Regions from separate parts of the Homo sapiens genome. Here region 2 is linked to region 1. A link is a contact called in ENCODE Hi-C or POLR2A ChIA-PET data. All regions are on one chromosome and are shown on one strand. Each heading gives the region's core, a stretch centred on a gene start or an enhancer-like site at or near the end of the contact. The rest is flanking DNA. Distances are from core to core; before and after follow the strand shown. Region 1 holds the start of DNAJC13 (DnaJ heat shock protein family (Hsp40) member C13). Region 2 holds the start of IFT122 (intraflagellar transport 122).

What was found. Hi-C counts contacts between places; a loop is a spot of excess contacts on that map. ChIA-PET counts read pairs that join two places held with the same protein, here RNA polymerase II (POLR2A). Pooled maps may share reads with other maps.
Region 2: a map of naive thymus-derived CD4-positive, alpha-beta T cell shows a loop between it and region 1 (29-fold over the local background). The contact joins the promoter of IFT122 here to the promoter of DNAJC13 in region 1. A Hi-C loop is called at or near these places in 2 of 168 maps with a recorded cell type or tissue (both naive thymus-derived CD4-positive, alpha-beta T cell) and 13 of 50 pooled maps. POLR2A ChIA-PET finds 5 or more read pairs at or near these places in 1 of 52 experiments (common myeloid progenitor, CD34-positive).

The regions. Positions count from the first base shown.
Region 1 is chr3:132,415,792-132,421,008 of GRCh38, reverse strand. It overlaps DNAJC13 (DnaJ heat shock protein family (Hsp40) member C13), which reads right to left and starts at 3,507. Exons shown (of 56, transcript NM_015268.4): 1 at 3,249-3,507. RefSeq lists enhancers at 2,643-3,178, 3,118-3,267 and silencers at 3,298-3,437, 3,718-3,817.
Region 2 is chr3:129,437,560-129,442,433 of GRCh38, reverse strand. IFT122 (intraflagellar transport 122) reads right to left here and starts at 2,210. Exons shown (of 30, transcript NM_052989.3): 1 at 2,063-2,210. The coding sequence starts at 2,103. MBD4 (methyl-CpG binding domain 4, DNA glycosylase) reads left to right here and starts at 2,486. Exons shown (of 8, transcript NM_001276270.2): 1 at 2,486-2,704; 2 at 4,484-4,714. The coding sequence starts at 2,601. RefSeq lists enhancers at 1,207-1,256, 1,657-1,706, 1,737-1,786, 1,937-2,146, 2,347-2,486 and 1 more.

The sequences.
Region 1 (5,217 bases), core at 2,258-4,757:
AGTATTTAACATGTACAAAACAGTTCTTTTTAAGCTCCTATCTTTTTAAAAAATGTATAATGATGACTGCTCTTTCTCTTGGGAGTTTTTTTCATGGGCCTCATAATTTTTGGTTAAAAGCTGGACATGTTGTGTAGGAGTAGAGATTGAGGTAATTTTTATGACTGGAAATGAGCACGCCTGTTCTTTGTGAGGCCTTTGGTGAAGGGTTTGTGTTAATCTGGTTAGGAGTTGGACTTAGTTTATGATTTGTTTTTGCCATAGTTATCCTCAGTGTATTACAGCCTTCATGAATCTGCAGAACAGTTTGTCTCTCTGGTGGGCGATGGTTTACTAGAGCAATGCCTGTTTGATTCTTTGTGTTGTGCCTCTTTGCATAATCTTGTTCCTTTCCTAGTAGTATTTTGTGGGTTACTTGTTACTGAAAGCTTCTTAGCTTGGTGGCAGGGGGTTGGGGGTGGGGGATACAGTCTGATGTTCTGATTAAGTCTAAGTCAAACACTGTGTTCCTGAATCTCAGGAGGGCAGCACTCTCGGTTCTGTTGACCACTCCCGACTGCAGTTTTGGGCTCAGGGCCCCTCCTCCAGGCATAAGATTCTCTCCCACTTCTCATCTACCCCCTGAATGTTCACCAATGGGGCCAACAGAGATACCCTTCTCCCCAGAGATTAAAGCTTTTTTCCATAGAAGAGGCAGAGGGGAAGAATCACAGCAGTTTCTTGACCCTCTTAAAAGTTCTGTTGCTGTTCCTCTCCCTCTCAATCTGCACAGCAGACTCACCCAGGGTTCTTTCCAGTCTTTTCTAGTAGACCCAGGGAGGTTTGTGGATAAGAGTTTGCAAGATTGTGCATTCAGCTTTCATCATGCTTTTTGTCCAGTTGTGTCTGAAGACGGTAAACAGAAATTGACATCTACTCTCTGTAAGCACTGTCTCTCAAATTTTCAGCCAGTGGTTTTGCTCTGTGGACTCAGCTCTTTAATAGATTTCAAAAAAGTCATGAATTTGTAGTGTAGGTCTTTTTTTGTTGCAGAAGTGAGAGCAAAGCTTCTTTTTTTGTCTCAGGGCCAAAGCCAGAGGTAGTTACATTATTTATAAACTAAAGATAGCAAAGAAGGTGTTACTAATTATTTTTTATAAAAAGGGAGCCTTTATTGGGTCTAATAAAGTTGAGAAACACTGACTCAAGGAACTCTTTCAAAATATTAATAACTCCCCTTTAACTACTGCCATGTTTTACAGTGAACATTTAGGCCAAAACCTATTTGTAGCAACCAAATTTGTGCTGCAGTTTATCTGCACAGCCTTGTTTCAATTACTAATTTAAAGTACCTCAATCAGAAGCAGGGGAAAGGTATGTGTAGCAGAAACCTCATATTCACCTGTGTAAACAGAACTGGTTGAGGAATGAAGCCAAATTAGTTAAAACACATCTTTTCAATTTCAACCCTAATTTGGGACCTATTGAGAACCGGACTCCACTATCAACCTTTTAACAAATTTAATAAAGCCAGTATTGTTACAGTCCACCTGGGCAAGGCAACCATCTTCTATTTATTTGTGGATAAAGTTAAATTATTCCAAACAATTCATTCACTTATTAATATTTTATTTTTTAGCTTAAGTATTTTGTTTACAACTAAGCTTGTTAACAATATATAACATTAATATATTTTAGACTATTTATTACTACCACTTTAGAAAAAGAGGAATATTCATTGCCTCTCAGTGGAATACAAATGCTGATATTTTCCATGAACTGAACTCTAGCCTTAAGGTTCTTTACATTCTTATTTCTTAATAATCCTCTGACTCCTCTTTTCCTCCCTTAATATGTTCTACTTCCTGTTTTCAAACAAGGAGTATAATGTAATAATTTCTACACAAGGACGTGTGTTGCCTGAATGCATTGTGATACTAACAGCACAAGCCAAGTCTGAGATATAGTAGCTTAAAAAGCGTTTCACATTACACAAAATGTGAACAAGGTTTTACGTTATATGATAGATAAGCCAATAAAGTACTTTCCAAAAATCAAAGAACTGTGTTCTGGATACCGAATTTCTGACAAGTGGTTTCTATAAATTTATTTTTTTAAGGCAAATTCTGTTTCATACTCCCATAAACTCAAAGTACTGGTAATATATTATAAAACCTTATCACTGTAATTTTCCCTGCAGGCAGTAGTTTCAAACCTAGAAACCTATCAAGTCCATAAACTGAGAAAGAAAATATAGTAAGAAAGAATTACTGGGGGCAGGTTCTGAACTTCTACTTTTTTCCCCAAGACACTGTATTACAAAAGGCTCAACATAACTGTACACTATAAAGCCCTTCATAGAGGACGCAACAGCATCAGGTACAGAACCTCCTTTTTGAGGGAAATCAGAATAACGTAAAAGGGAAAAGCAGAGGGAAAATGAGAAATAATTACTTTGGGAGACCACCGCCACATTAGGGTGAAATCTTTACTTTTTTCCCCCCTCTAAGCAACGGACACAGGAAACAATCTTAAGACAAACGTGGTTAACGGAACACGCTACAAAAGGAGAAAATTTAAGGGAAGGCACTCTTAAACATAGTTAAGTATCAAGTGATTAACAGCCACTTCACTGAGCGTCTAAGTCCTACTTTACCCACTCCAAAGGCCACATTCAAAGATAAAATCACAGCAGCGGAGGAAAGGCCACGTGAATAAGCTGCCTTGCAGGAAGGAAAAGCCTTAGGGGAGAAAATGATTTTAGAAAAAGTACTGGAGAACAGACGACGCGGATGCTCATTTCCTAACAAAACGAAACAAAGCAAAGAAAGTCAGTCTGCAGGACTTGTTCGGAAGGAGGGTCGCTGACCCAAGGAAACAAGAGTTGCCGGCATCCAGCAGGAAGGGTGCTCAGACTAGGAGACTGGAAGGGAATCCCGAGGGCGGAACCCACAAGGGAATGAAGAGCCTGTGGGGTAAGGATATGTTAAGGCGAGTGGAGGAGCGTACTAGGTATAAAACAAGCAAAAAAAAGGGGTGGGGCTGGACAGGGCAGCGCCCTGAGCTAATGTCACTCAAAGCCGGGGGGGCGTCCAACGAAAGGAACCAGACCAGCAGCCTGGGGGAAGGGTAATCTGCTTCCTTAGCAGCTGCAGGCTGCAGCAGCCAAGACCACCCCGTTTTCCCTGCCCTGAGCCCCACAAAGTCCCCACGGCGTGGGAAGGGAGTAAGGCAGAGCCCCAGAGCCCAGTGCCCGGAGTCGGCTTTACCTTCGCGGGAGGCTGGAGAGGCTCCAGCCCTAGCTCCTCCCGCCGCCGGCTCAGCTTCCAGAGTGGGATGAGGCGCCCTCCGGCCTCCTCACCCTCACCACTTCCCCTTTCCCCCGCCGGGGCCCTGCAGCTCCGCTGCCGCGGGTTCCTGGTGCCGCCGCGGCGCTGCCTCCCCGCCCCCTCCGCCTCCTCCCTCTGCCTCTCAGAGTTTCACTCTGGAGGCCGCCATCTTCGCTCAGGCTTTGAGCGAGCGCGCTCTAATACGCCTGCGTCGCCACCGCCCAGGCTGTCACGAGACCCAGTCAGCTGATTTCAACTCTTCCGTCTTCTGCCCCGCCCTCCCCGTCCTCCCCGTCCCGATCGTTCTTTCCCTGAAATTCTGCTTTCCTCCGGCCAGCCCCCAGCAGCTACACATGCGCAGAGTAACGACACCGGCCGTGGGATTTGGATTCCACGCAGCGCGTCAGGGGGCTGGCGCCTCGGTGGGTGCTGAAAAGGACACGCCCCTGGGCGCGCGCGGGTGCCCATGACCACGCCCCTCCGGCGGGTGCCCATGACCACGCCCCTCCGGCGTGTGCCTTAGGGCCGCGCCCCTCCGCTTATGTCCTGCGGAGAGTAGGGTCGCAACCCGGTACTTAAGCTTTAAGTCCGAGGAAATCTTGTTTTAAATCACCTCTTTTTAGCTCTTGCCGTCAAGTGCCATGGAGCATCTGCGAGGCAGTCTGAAGCCTCAGCCTATCTCCTGGTTTGGCTGGATTGGGAGCCAGCAGGTTCATTTACTATTGAGACGTCCTGAACGACAGCAGAGCAGGGTTTAAGTTATGGATGCTCTGGAAGGTCTCAGAGACCAAATTCTCAGAGACGCCTAAGGCATTTGCAGGTGGGAATGCTGGAAAGATAGTTCTGGTAGCCCCATTTATTGTGTCCGGATCAAGTGTTTAGAAGTTTACTTAAAGCTGCTTAATCTTCAACTCTCTGAGATACGAATCATCCTCGTTTTGCAGATAAGTTGAGGCCCAGCCTCAGAGTAGTGGATTTCATGTTTGCACCCAAGTAATTTGAACCCAGAACCTGTGCCCTCTAGATAACCATCTTCCTGAACCTCACCTGAGAGGGAAGTCAGGGCAGTGAAAAGAGGGGATATTGGGACTAAAGGATTCGGCTAGAAATTATGTGTTATCTGTGGGCAATGGTTTAAATAAGAAAGGTCAATGTCCACTCCCAGATCTGAGCCGTAAAGACCACAGTTTAAAAATTAGTGATTAAAAAAAAAATAGTGATTCTGCTGCAGACTTCAGAGTAGAGGCAGTGTAGGGTGACCTGCATGGATACATTATTGTATAAGGGTTAAAGGTCTCTGATAAGGAGTTGAATACTCATTCTTCATGGCAGTCCTGAAATTGTGATTTCTTGGCGTCCCCTTCAGCAAGTTGGCTCATTTTATAGACAGCGATTGCAGGATGAAAAAATGTGGAAAAATGGTTTTTACAGACTTTACCTCTTGATTCTATTAACCCTTTGCCCTACCTTAGGGCGGAAAAAGACTATTTGTGTTTATCCTTAGACTTTTCTGTAATGCAGCAGTAAGATAAGGTGCATGTAAGGGAAGGTACTAGGAATAGCTGGGTGTGGGAAGACAGAACCCGAAATAGAGTAGGAAGGGAGGAGGAGGAAAAAGAAACAGGAGGGCTGTGTTAAGGGGCCTTATTGGCTTATCCCATGGAAACAGAAACGTGTTTATGTGGTTACAAAGCCTTCCAGTAATCCCAAAAGTAAATGTGGGGTATATTATTTCGATTTTAGAGAAGCAGCAGACCCAGAGAGTCCAGGAGACTTGCTAAAGGTGACCTAACTCCTAAAGGTTGAGCCAAGATTAAGACACAGGGCCTGCCTGTAACATCAAGGCCAGTGAACTGTTCAACCTCCACACTGCCTCTCTGTTCAATATTTGAGACCAATAAAATCAATT
Region 2 (4,874 bases), core at 961-3,460, 3.0 Mb after region 1:
TTTATTCATCATTCATTCACGTATGAATACATCTACCCACAGTATTTCGTTTTATATATATCTAGTATTTTATTACTATCCATAGTAACAACAACCACTGACCTGTCTCTAGAATAATTTGGAAACGAGTAAGACATAGCCATTGCCTTTAACGGGTTTATTAGACTTCTGAATTAAACAGATTTAAAAAATTAACTCTTATGCTCAACAGACTCTGGAAGTACCACAAGAGAGAAATGAACAAAATTCTGTGCCAGGGGTTGAAAACAGAGCAAATCAGGCTGCATTCGGCCAGCAAATGTTTTATTTGGCCCACACGGTGTTTTGTTTTTTTTTCAGAGTGGATGCTAACATTTAAAAATTAGGCCATTTCACATAAAAACCCAGATTCCTAGCTTCTGGTAAAAACAGGAAGAGCTGAGCACACTAGGCCAAATTCCTGCATGGTGGTAATTGGCAGGAGCTGAGCAGCAGCTGCCCCTTTTAGGCCGAGCATGAGCTCTGCAGTTTGCCACACTCTATTACTCTGACATTGAAGCCAAATGTTCAGTTGCCAGCTATCATCAGCTTGTGCTATAGGTACGTTTATAATAAAGTTAAAAGTAAAATGATTTTTTAAAACTCAAATCTCTATTAAAAGTACAAATGAAAGATTCACTGATACGGCTGTGTTTCAAGAAAAATGGGGTACAGAATACAAGACTATTCCTAGGGAAAACATACAATTCCTAGTGTTGAAGATGCAAATAAACATCTCCCATTTATGTTACCTGCCTGTCTCCTGCAGACATTTGAGTTTGCCACGTCTGTAACATAAGGAAAAATTAATGTAGTGGCTGAGAGCGTTGACGTTGGAGTGAGGAAGACCTGAGCTTGAAAGCTGGTTCCACCCCTCACTGTGTGACGCTGGCAAATTATCCACCCTCTCTGGGCTTCAGTTTCCTCATACATAAAATAGAGGAAATTATAGTACCTACCTTAGAGAGTGGTGAAGACACAACGAGATAAAGGATATGAAGTGCTTAGCCAGCACCTGGCACATAGTGTCAGCTACCACTAGTGCCGAACACAAAAGAGAGGACCCGTCTCCAACGTGAGCCTTGAAGGATGTTCAGGATTTCCGTGTGAGATGAGGAGAGACGGCATGCTTTACACAGAGAAAGATCTCAGAAGGGACAGAACCAAAGACAAGTAACCTGCTCCAGTGGCCAGAACAGAGGCTTCACAACAATGCTGAATGATTTTCAAAGTCAGGCCAAGACCTATCCCATAAGTAAGAATATGACAAAACAGACTGCTATGTTATAGATTTAGGCGATAACAATGGAATAGGACATTAAATAACTGAATCAAAAGGTGACAAAGTCATTCCCCTTCAGTTCTTTTTCAGACTTCCCAATTAGGAGAGCTTGTGTTTGGTGCTCATTTTGAGCACCTTTCTGATCATACCTGCCCATCTCCAGTTTTAGAGAAACGAGATCTCAGGTTTAAAGGCTCCCTAGCAACAATAGCTAGCTACAGCTTGTTCAGTTTTGTTTCTCCCTACTTTAAGTTTTACTTTTACACTTAGAGCAAGCGACGCTGATTTTATCTTAACATTTAGAGCAAGTGACACTGGTTTTCATAAATGGAGTAATAAAGTTTCCTTGTAAAATGTGAAATCATAATTAAAATAAATGAGACAATTTAGAGAAAAACGTCAAGAAAACAAGAGTATGGGTACTATGTGGATGTGGCAAGAACTGTGAAGCTTGAGCAGCTTCGTGCTGTCTCGTGGGTGTGAGATGAATCCAAGGCAGCGACAGGGCCAGACCGTGAGGGAAGAGCCGCCTCCACCCGCCACCACCTCAGGCGCGGCACCTCCCTTTGCCGCTCTCCAACCCTCGGGAGTTTCTCCAACCGCCAAGGGGCGGGAGGGCGACCCTGCAGTCTCCCAGGCCGGGGTTCAGTGCCCTCGGCCCAGGCAGCAAGCCCGCTGCCCCCCTCAAACACGCTGCAGCGGCTCGCGCACTCCCCGCGAGGACTCGACCTCCTGCTCTTCGCGAACCGCCCCGCTCCTCACCAGTGCTCGGCTTTATCTCTCCACGTCAACACGGCCCTCATCACGGCTTCCCTTACGGCTCGGGCTCCTCCTACCCGCCTCAGCGTCTGTCTCAGCAACCGCCTCACTAACGGTCGCCACTCCACAAGCCACTTTGGCTACCTGCGTTACCCCTGGCAACGTACATGCGCGGTAAGCTGAGTGCGAGGGCGCCTTGCTCCGAGCGCGCATGTCCGAAAGGGAAAGCCAGAAAAGCAGCAAAAGCAATGGTGGCACTGGAGCCCCTAAGGCGCCAGCGCAACCAGAGCGCGAGCGATTGGTCGGGGCGTGTGGGGGCGGTGCGTCTTCCTCGAGAATGGATTTGATTGGTGGAGCGTGGAAATGGCGGCTGTAGCCGAGGGGGCGGCCGGAAAGCAGCGGCGGCGTCTGGGGCGCTTTCGCAACATTCAGACCTCGGTTGCAGCCCGGTGCCGTGAGCTGAAGAGGTTTCACATCTTACTCCGCCCCACACCCTGGGCGTTGCGGCGCTGGGCTCGTTGCTGCAGCCGGACCCTGCTCGATGGGCACGACTGGGCTGGAGAGTCTGAGTCTGGGGGACCGCGGAGCTGCCCCCACCGTCACCTCTAGTGAGCGCCTAGTCCCAGACCCGCCGAATGACCTCCGGTAAGTTACTGTCCCCTTTTGGGCCTCAGTTTCACCACCTGTAAAATGGTATCGGGAGAGTGGACAGTGTGTGGGCCTTTCTAACCTTTGACAGAGGGTCGGCAGAAACCTCGAAGCCCACGGGTTTAGTTACTAGGGTCTGGAGCCCAGGTGCTCTTCCTGTGCGATCAGCCCTGGGGTGCGCTCGACTTCCTCATCTAAGATGACTAGGGAGACTGGGGGGGAGCCGGGAGGTTTTGTGAAAGAGGTCCCCTTGGGGTTGGAGGATCCTAGGAAGTCATTAGACTACGTGTGTGATAGGAGGTTAAGATTTACCTACTTTTTTCAAAATTTAATACTAAGAACTACTTTGAAAGAGGCATCACCTTCTTTTTACAGAGTCTTTTACCGAGACTTTGAGATGTTAAGTAACTTGCTGCTAAACTTACAGCTGGTAGAGCTGGAATTTGAGCCCCAGTCTCTTAAGAGTTTGTGCTGATTCCACCAGGCTTCAGTATTTTTATCTCTAAAATTGTAAACAATATCATTTCATAAGATCCATCCAGCTCCTCAAAATTATTTTACCCCAAATTACATCAGAAAACCTTGATTCTAATTCTAGTTCTTGCAGTTTCCCTATTTGTAGAAAAGAACTTGGGTTAAATGATCTCTCTAGACCCATCCACCTTTTACAATCTGTGGTTTAGTGATTAGGATACACTTTACTGAAATTTTTTTTTTAATTTTAAAAGTATGTTTTCATCATAGAAGACACATTGGAACTTTAATGAAGTTTTAGTTTAGTGGGTTTTTTTTTGAGATGAGGTCTCGCTCTGTCACCCAGGCTGGAGTGCAGTGGCACAATCATAGCTCCCTGAAGCCTTGACCTGCCGGACTTAAGCAGTCCTCCTACCCCGGCCTCCTTAGTAGCTGGGACCACAGGTATGCTCCACCACGCCCGGTTGCTTGTTTTTTTTTGTTTTTTTGGGTTTTTTTTTTCATTTTTTGCAAAGACGAGGATCTCACTGTGCTCTCCAGGCTGGTCTCAAACTCTTGGGATCAGGTGATCTTCCCACTTCCTCCTCCCAAAGTGCTAGCATTACAGGAATGAGCCACCTTGCCTTGCCAGCTTTTTTCAATAACAGTATGGGGGAGAAGTATTAGACCAAGATTTGGTAGACTTGGGTTCTCGTGTCTGTTCTGCAAGTAATTTAACCTGTCACTCAATTTTATCAATAAATTGAGAGTAAACCTTATTGTACCTACAAGGTTACCATGAGGATCAAGAATGAAGAAGATTCAAAAATTCTGTATCAAATTATTTACCTTCTGGAGGATTACATCTGATGAAAGTGATACACACTCTCTCCCAGAAATTTTACATTATGTAAAACTTTTACCTCATTTATTTGCAGAGAAGACAGTGTAACTCACTGATTTATTTAAGCATTTTCTGGTGCTTAAGAGCTTAGCTATTGGTTCATATTCTCAAATTTATGGTAAGTGCCCCCAGAAATCTTTATAATAGCCCTACTCAGTGATTAATCCGAAAAGTTTCTAGCTTGACTTTTTTGTTGTGCAGAGATTTCCAACACCTTTTAACCTGTGCTAGAGGATATGGGAAGCTTTTGGAAGACAGGAAAATACTCCCATAGCACAAGACTGGTCCACACTGACTTTAATCTCCCTCATTTTAATATGGATAATCTATGTGGTTCCTGCATTGTCATGGATTAAAACTGAGTAGGCAGTGGAAGATAAATTTTAAATAAGTTAATCACTTAGACTTTGTTTTTCCAGCAAAGAAGATGTTGCTATGGAATTGGAAAGAGTGGGAGAAGATGAGGAACAAATGATGATAAAAAGAAGCAGTGAATGTAATCCCTTGCTACAAGAACCCATCGCTTCTGCTCAGTTTGGTGCTACTGCAGGAACAGAATGCCGTAAGTCTGTCCCATGTGGATGGGAAAGAGTTGTGAAGCAAAGGTTATTTGGGAAGACAGCAGGAAGATTTGATGTGTACTTTATCAGGTAAGCATATAAGATGGTAAAGATAGTACAGCCAAATGATTTTGTCTGGGCAGGTAGTGGGAGCATAGCAGGAATCTTAGCTTCTTTATATTTTTACCATAAAACCATTGCAGATTCTATTCTTTCAATGTTGCTATTAATTACATCAAGTGATTTGGGG